Regions from separate parts of the Homo sapiens genome. Here region 2 is linked to region 1. The links are chromatin contacts, found by Hi-C or POLR2A ChIA-PET in ENCODE. All regions are on one chromosome and are shown on one strand. Each heading gives the region's core, a stretch centred on a gene start or an enhancer-like site at or near the end of the contact. The rest is flanking DNA. Distances are from core to core; before and after follow the strand shown. Region 1 overlaps MAPK1 (mitogen-activated protein kinase 1). Region 2 has its middle 130 kb from the start of TOP3B.

Region 1 (2,883 bases), core at 179-2,678:
GCTGCTCCTGAGTTCTGTCTTCCGACTTCTTTTCTTGAAATTCTCTCTCTGCAGGAGTGCTAATCACTGTGGCTTCTGTTAAGAATTCCCAACTTGATCTCTCTCCTGATGCTGCTGGAAGGATGGAACCGTCATCTCCTCCATCTGAATCACTGACAGGCATTCTTAGATTTTTAAATCAGGATGCTGAAAACTATCTTTGTCCCTTACCTCCACCTTCTTTTTGTACCTCCCAGACCCAGGCCCACCTCTCACGTTTATAAGGTCTAGGTCAAGAATACAAATGGAGCCCTACATACCATTAAAAAAAAAAAAAATCAACCTAAGAAACATTAAGCAGACTTTGCTCTCTCCTCCTGCCATGACAGATATGCCTTCTTTTCCTTTTTTTTTTTTTTGAGATAGGGTCTCACTTTGTCACCCAGGCTGGAGTGCAGTGGCACAATCATGGCTCACTGCAGCCTCAACCTCCCTGGCTCAAGTGATCCTCTTGCCTAGTCCCCCAAATAGCTGGGACTACAGGCGAGTGCCACCATGCCCAGCTAATTTTTGTATTTTTTGTAGAGACAGGGTTTCATCATGTTGTCCACACTGATCTCGAACACCTGGATTCAAGTGATCTGCCCTCCTCACCCTCCCAAAGTGCTGGGATTACAAGCGTGCATCACCATGCCCACACCAGGCCTAATATACCTTCTTAATGACCTGGAAGGTTGGGTTCAAATAGAAAATACTCAGGCTCCTTAGAGTTCTATGTCAGTAGTTCCGGCAGAGCAGACCTTCAGCATAGTGCTCTTCCCTTCCCAGCCACAGCACTATCCATGTGTTGTGAGCTTGAGCACGTGTGTGGCCTCCTGCCTGCACAATGTAGGTGCAATACACGCCAGCAAGCAGCTGCCCCTTTGACCACCACCTCAAGTGCACCTGCTGGGTACAGACTACACTTTTCCAGATGCAGGGAATTCCCGGGCACCTGAGGAGCATTTTCCCCGACCCCAATAACCTTCTCTCATGGGCATGGGCATGTCTGGGTGAGGGTTAGTGGCCAGTGACCACAGATGTCTCAGTCTCTTACCTCGCCTCCTGTTTCCTCTTTCTTTTCTTTGCGGTCTTGCTTTTCTGTCAGAAGCCTACTCATCCTTCAGGATAAGGCTTTTGCGGGCCTCATCTTCTTTTAATCCTTCCCTTAGTATTTGAAGTTAACCCAGCTCCTCCTTGGGTTTCAGAAGTGCTTTAATGTGATAAAAGGCAAAGTATGTTCTCTGTTCCTGTCTCCTTCTCTCACAAAATTGCAAGTTTCTTAAGAGCAGGATCATTATTTGTTTTTGCCACCAGTCCTAACATGAAGCCTCACAAATGGGAAGTTCTTGACAAGCGTGGCTTGAATTCACCAGAACTCTGTCTTCATTTCGTGTTGTTGTGGTAACCCTATCAAAACAGGAAATAAAGCTAGTTTAGCATGACTTGTTCATAATTGACTCATGCTGGTTCCCTTTCCTTCCCTAAGCAATCATAAAACATCTGTTAAATAATCTACTTCAGAATTTCATGGACTTCTACGTTTATTGATCGGTACACTTCTAGAATCTGTATCCCAATTGCCCCAGCACTGGAATGAATCATGTGGCCAAAGAACCCTGGTTCTTTTTTTTTTTTTTTAACTGCTTTACTAAGAAGTAATTGATATACAAAATATTGCACACATTTAAAGTATAAAGTTGGATAAGTTTTAATACATTATACACCTATGAAACCATCAACACAATTAGGATAAGGAACATACTCATTGCCTCCAAAAGTTACCTCATTTCCATTTGCAATCTTCTTCCTCCCATTCCCAGGCAATCCTGGGGGTAAATCCAAAGTAAACCCAGGATTACTTTGTATTTTCTATAGATGGAAATACATTTCTTTTGGTCTGGCTTCACTCACCATAATTACTTGAGATTCATCTGTGCTGCATATATCAATAGTTCATTTCCTGTTATTATCAAATAGGAATCTCATTTCCTTTTATTATCAAATAGCAGGAATCTATCTGTTTTGAGACTTGAGATGGGTGTGCTCACTTCAGACCTTAATGTCCTCCCATTCTCCATAATTTATGGGTCTTAGGATAGAATTCATCTGGGACTTGAGGTTGTGTTCATTTAAGATGACTAGACACTCTCAATATCTTGGGTTCCTCAAGGGAAGAGTATTATTATTATTATTATTATTTTTTTTTTTTTTTGAGATGGAGTCTAGCTCTGTCGCCCAGGCTGGAGAACAGTGGTGCAGTCTCGGCTCACTGCAGCCTCCGCCTCCCGGGTTCAACTGATTTTCCTGCCTCAGCCTCCCAAGTAGCTGGGACTACAGGCGCATGCCACCATGCCCAGCTAATTTTTTTTTTATCTTTAGTAGAGATGGGGTTTCGCCATGTTGGCCAGGCTGGTCTCAAACTCCTGACCTCATGATCCGCCTGCCTTGGCCTCCCAAAATGCTGGGAGTACAGATGTGAAAACCACCCCCAGCCCAGAGTATTATTTATAATTTTTGCGTCCTAATGTTAGAATAGTTCTTGATATATAGAAGGTACTAACCCAAAGCTGGATAAAAGTTTCCCCCTTTATTGGCCAGGTGTGGTGGTTCACGCCTATAATCCTAGTACTTTGGGAGGCTAAGGCAAGAGGATCACTTGAGTTCAGGAGTTCGAGATCAGCCTGGGCAACATTGTAGAACCCTGTCTCTACAAAAAAACTTTTTAAAATTAGCCAGGTGTGGTGGTGCTCACCTGTGGTCCCCACTATGCTACTTGAGAGGTTGGGGCTGCAGTCAGCCATAATTGTGCCAGTACACTCTAGCATGGGTGACAGAGTAGCCCATCTCAAAAGAAATAAAAGG
Region 2 (2,883 bases), core at 235-2,734, 290 kb before region 1:
GGAGCTGGGGTTGGGGCATGCTGGACCAACCAGCTGATCAGAAGTTCTCAGACCACACACATCTCTAAGTCAGGTCTAGGCCCTAGTTTGGACATGTGTATGGTTTGAATATCCCCTCCAAAACTCATGGTAGAATTTAATTATCATGGTAAAAGTAATTGGAGGCAGGACCTTTAAGAGGTGATTAGGTCATGAGGGTTCCACCATCATGAATGGATTAGTGCCCTTATCCTGGCAATGGGATAGATATCTCAAGAGTGGGCTCCTGATAAAAGGATAAAGTTCAACCCTATTTACTCATTTTCACACTCTTCTTTGCCCTTTTTCCCTGAGATAATGCAGCAGAAAGACCCTTGCCAAATTTCAGCATCTGCTTGTGGACTTCTAAGGCCACGGAAATCTCAACCAAATAAACTTTTAGTCTCAGTAAGTTACCCAACATATGATATTCTATTATATCAGAAGAAAATGGGGGAAATGGACTAGGACAGCACGTGTAGGTTATTCATCTCCTTCCTCTTCTGTAATCTTCCTGGAGGGAAACTTAGCTCTAAGAACTGACCTACTCCACTGTAGGCATCATAAGGGGAAAAGATATGAAAAATATATCAAATTAACATTTTAAGAAAAAAACACATTTTACATCTATATATCCTAGGAAAATTAGACACTGGCTGAAAAAGTAACAACAGGAATCAATCCCTGAGCCAGAGTTGGTCCCAGGCAGGACAGTGGTGATTGCACCAGGCAGAGAGAACACAGGGGAGGTCCTAGTCTCACTTCCCTGGGGTTCTGGAGCACTGTGGAAGTGCCATGGCTGCTGAGATATGTAGTAGCCTCATCCTCTGGCTGCAGCCCAGAGATGTGCAGAATTACTGCATTGGCTGAGGCATCTTTAGATTTAGAAAAGTGACCGGGGACCCTGGAGCCATGGTGCTTACTTGAGTCAGATTAGCAGACTGTTCTACACGTGCTGTCCTAGTCCATTTTCTCCATTTTCTTCTGATACAATAGAATACCATATATTGGGTAACTTACTGAGACTAAAAGTTTATTTGGTTGAGATTTCTGTGACCTTAGAAGTCCACAAGCAGATGCTGAAATCTGGCAAGGGTCTTTCTGCTGCATTATCTCAGGGAAAAAGGGCAAAGAAGAGTGTGAAAATGAGTAAATAGGGTTGAACTTTATCCTTTTATCAGGAGCCCACTCTTGAGATATCTATCCCACTGGAGATATATCATCTCTCAGGAGATACTAGAGAGCACTCCCTAGATGCTACTGGTAGCAGGATATGTGCTAGCCACCAGCAGTGAAGCCACAGCTCAGGGTAAATGTGAGCCTCAGAATTTCCCAGAGATGCAGAGAGGGAGGGTGGCTGAGTCAGAACAGGCCGAGGTGGGGGGAACCTGCAAACACAAATGCTCATGGGTGAGTAAGCAGGGATGAAATGTGAGAGTGGAACACGGGGCAAGAACTCAGACTGGGAGGCTTTCCCAGGAATCTGAGGCCTGTCCCTACCTGATAAGTGAGAGGGGAGCAGCAGGGAGGAGCAGGGGCCCCGGCCATGGTGGACACAGCCCTCCCGAGGTCCAGAGCTGGAGTGGCTGCCCTAGGCCTCTCTTATCCCCTCCACTGGCCTCACAGAGGAAGGGTTATGGATGCAAATGTGTCCCACCCACTGCCTGCCCCCACCCCACTCTATGCATTTATTCAAGACCTGGGGACTGGTGGATGAGAGAGTCTGGCAGGACCTGGGAGGAAGTGGGTGCTGGAACCACACCCAGAGAAGATGCAGCAGCTGAGTCGGCTTCAGTGAGTGCAGGCTCCACTGCCCAGCCCTGGGGAGTTTAGGGGTTGGCACAGCTATGAATAGCCACTGTGCAGACCGTGAGACAGACCCACAGTGCCCCTGCTGCTCACTGGCCAGACTGCAGTCTCAGTGGGAATCATGTGAGTGCAGTCATCTAAGGGCCTGGTCCAAACCATCCATGAGCCATGCCCCTGCTCTGTCCTGAGCTACTGGTATTAATAAACAGCCTTTTCATTGAGGGCTCCTGGATTACTAGAAGAAGGACATATGGGAAATATAACAATGGCCTAATGTGACGAGGCTACAGTGAGGGGAGAATGCAGACAGCTTCTGGAGCAAAGACCCGGGCAGCTCCTTCCACAGGGATCCACCTCTACTCACAGAATAGGAAGGAAAAACTTAACATCAGTTAGAAATACATAAACGAAGGCCTCAATTGTTTGTTCCTGTGATGATTCATTGGATGCGTTCATCCATGAATGCATACTCAAGCAACTACCCTTCAGGCTTGGGTTCCTGGTGTCACTGGATTGATTTTGTTAATCATGGTTTTCACGTATTTGTATGTATACTCTTTTTTCTCCATGTCATTCACTCAGTTAATAAGAGAGTTGTATTAATATCTGTGTATATGATTATGGATTGATTATTTCTCTTTTTAATTCTGCTAAAAGAGACAGTTTTGCTTCAAATACTTTAAAGCTATTTTATTAGGTGCATACAATTTACAGTTGTTATGTGTTGTCATTGAACACCTTATTTCACCAGTATAAAATGCCTCCCTTTTCTTGGAAAAAAATGTTTTTCATAAAAGCTTTCATACTAATACTAACTTTAGAGTAGGCAGATAGCTAGACAGAAGCAGGAGGGGCAGCCCCTGAGAAAAGGGAGTTCTGGAAAATCTCACACCCCAGAGACCACCCAAAGCACACATGCTAGATACGAACAGAGATTAGGGTAAATACCTATGCCAGAACAAAGCCCCTTAAGACACCCAGTATTCACTCACTCTGAAGTTAACCTGTCAGAATGTAGCTAGCTGCATGCTGATAATAGGGGTGAGAGCAAAGGAG

What was found. Hi-C counts contacts between places; a loop is a spot of excess contacts on that map. ChIA-PET counts read pairs that join two places held with the same protein, here RNA polymerase II (POLR2A). Pooled maps may share reads with other maps.
Region 2: a loop to region 1 is called in a map of B cell, with 4 times the contacts of the local background. The contact joins two enhancer-like sites. A Hi-C loop is called at or near these places in 1 of 168 maps with a recorded cell type or tissue (B cell) and 4 of 50 pooled maps. POLR2A ChIA-PET finds 5 or more read pairs at or near these places in 2 of 52 experiments (MCF 10A and activated CD4-positive, alpha-beta T cell).

What each region holds. Positions count from the first base shown.
Region 1 is chr22:21,815,361-21,818,243 of GRCh38, reverse strand. All of the region lies in intron 1 of MAPK1 (mitogen-activated protein kinase 1), which reads left to right. Among named protein-coding and RNA genes, the nearest start is that of MAPK1, 51 kb to the left of the region's middle. RefSeq lists a silencer at 1,381-1,500 and an enhancer at 1,290-1,584. Within about 2 kb of position 1,428, at least 17 of the 41 ENCODE cell types and tissues checked have a DNase peak (open chromatin) inside an H3K27ac peak, as active enhancers do; they include B cell, where a contact is called at or near this core.
Region 2 is chr22:22,110,097-22,112,979 of GRCh38, reverse strand. It overlaps IGL. Among named protein-coding and RNA genes, the nearest start is that of TOP3B, 130 kb to the right of the region's middle. RefSeq lists a silencer at 1,248-1,317 and an enhancer at 1,638-1,717. Within about 2 kb of position 1,484, at least 9 of the 41 ENCODE cell types and tissues checked have a DNase peak (open chromatin) inside an H3K27ac peak, as active enhancers do; they include B cell, where a contact is called at or near this core.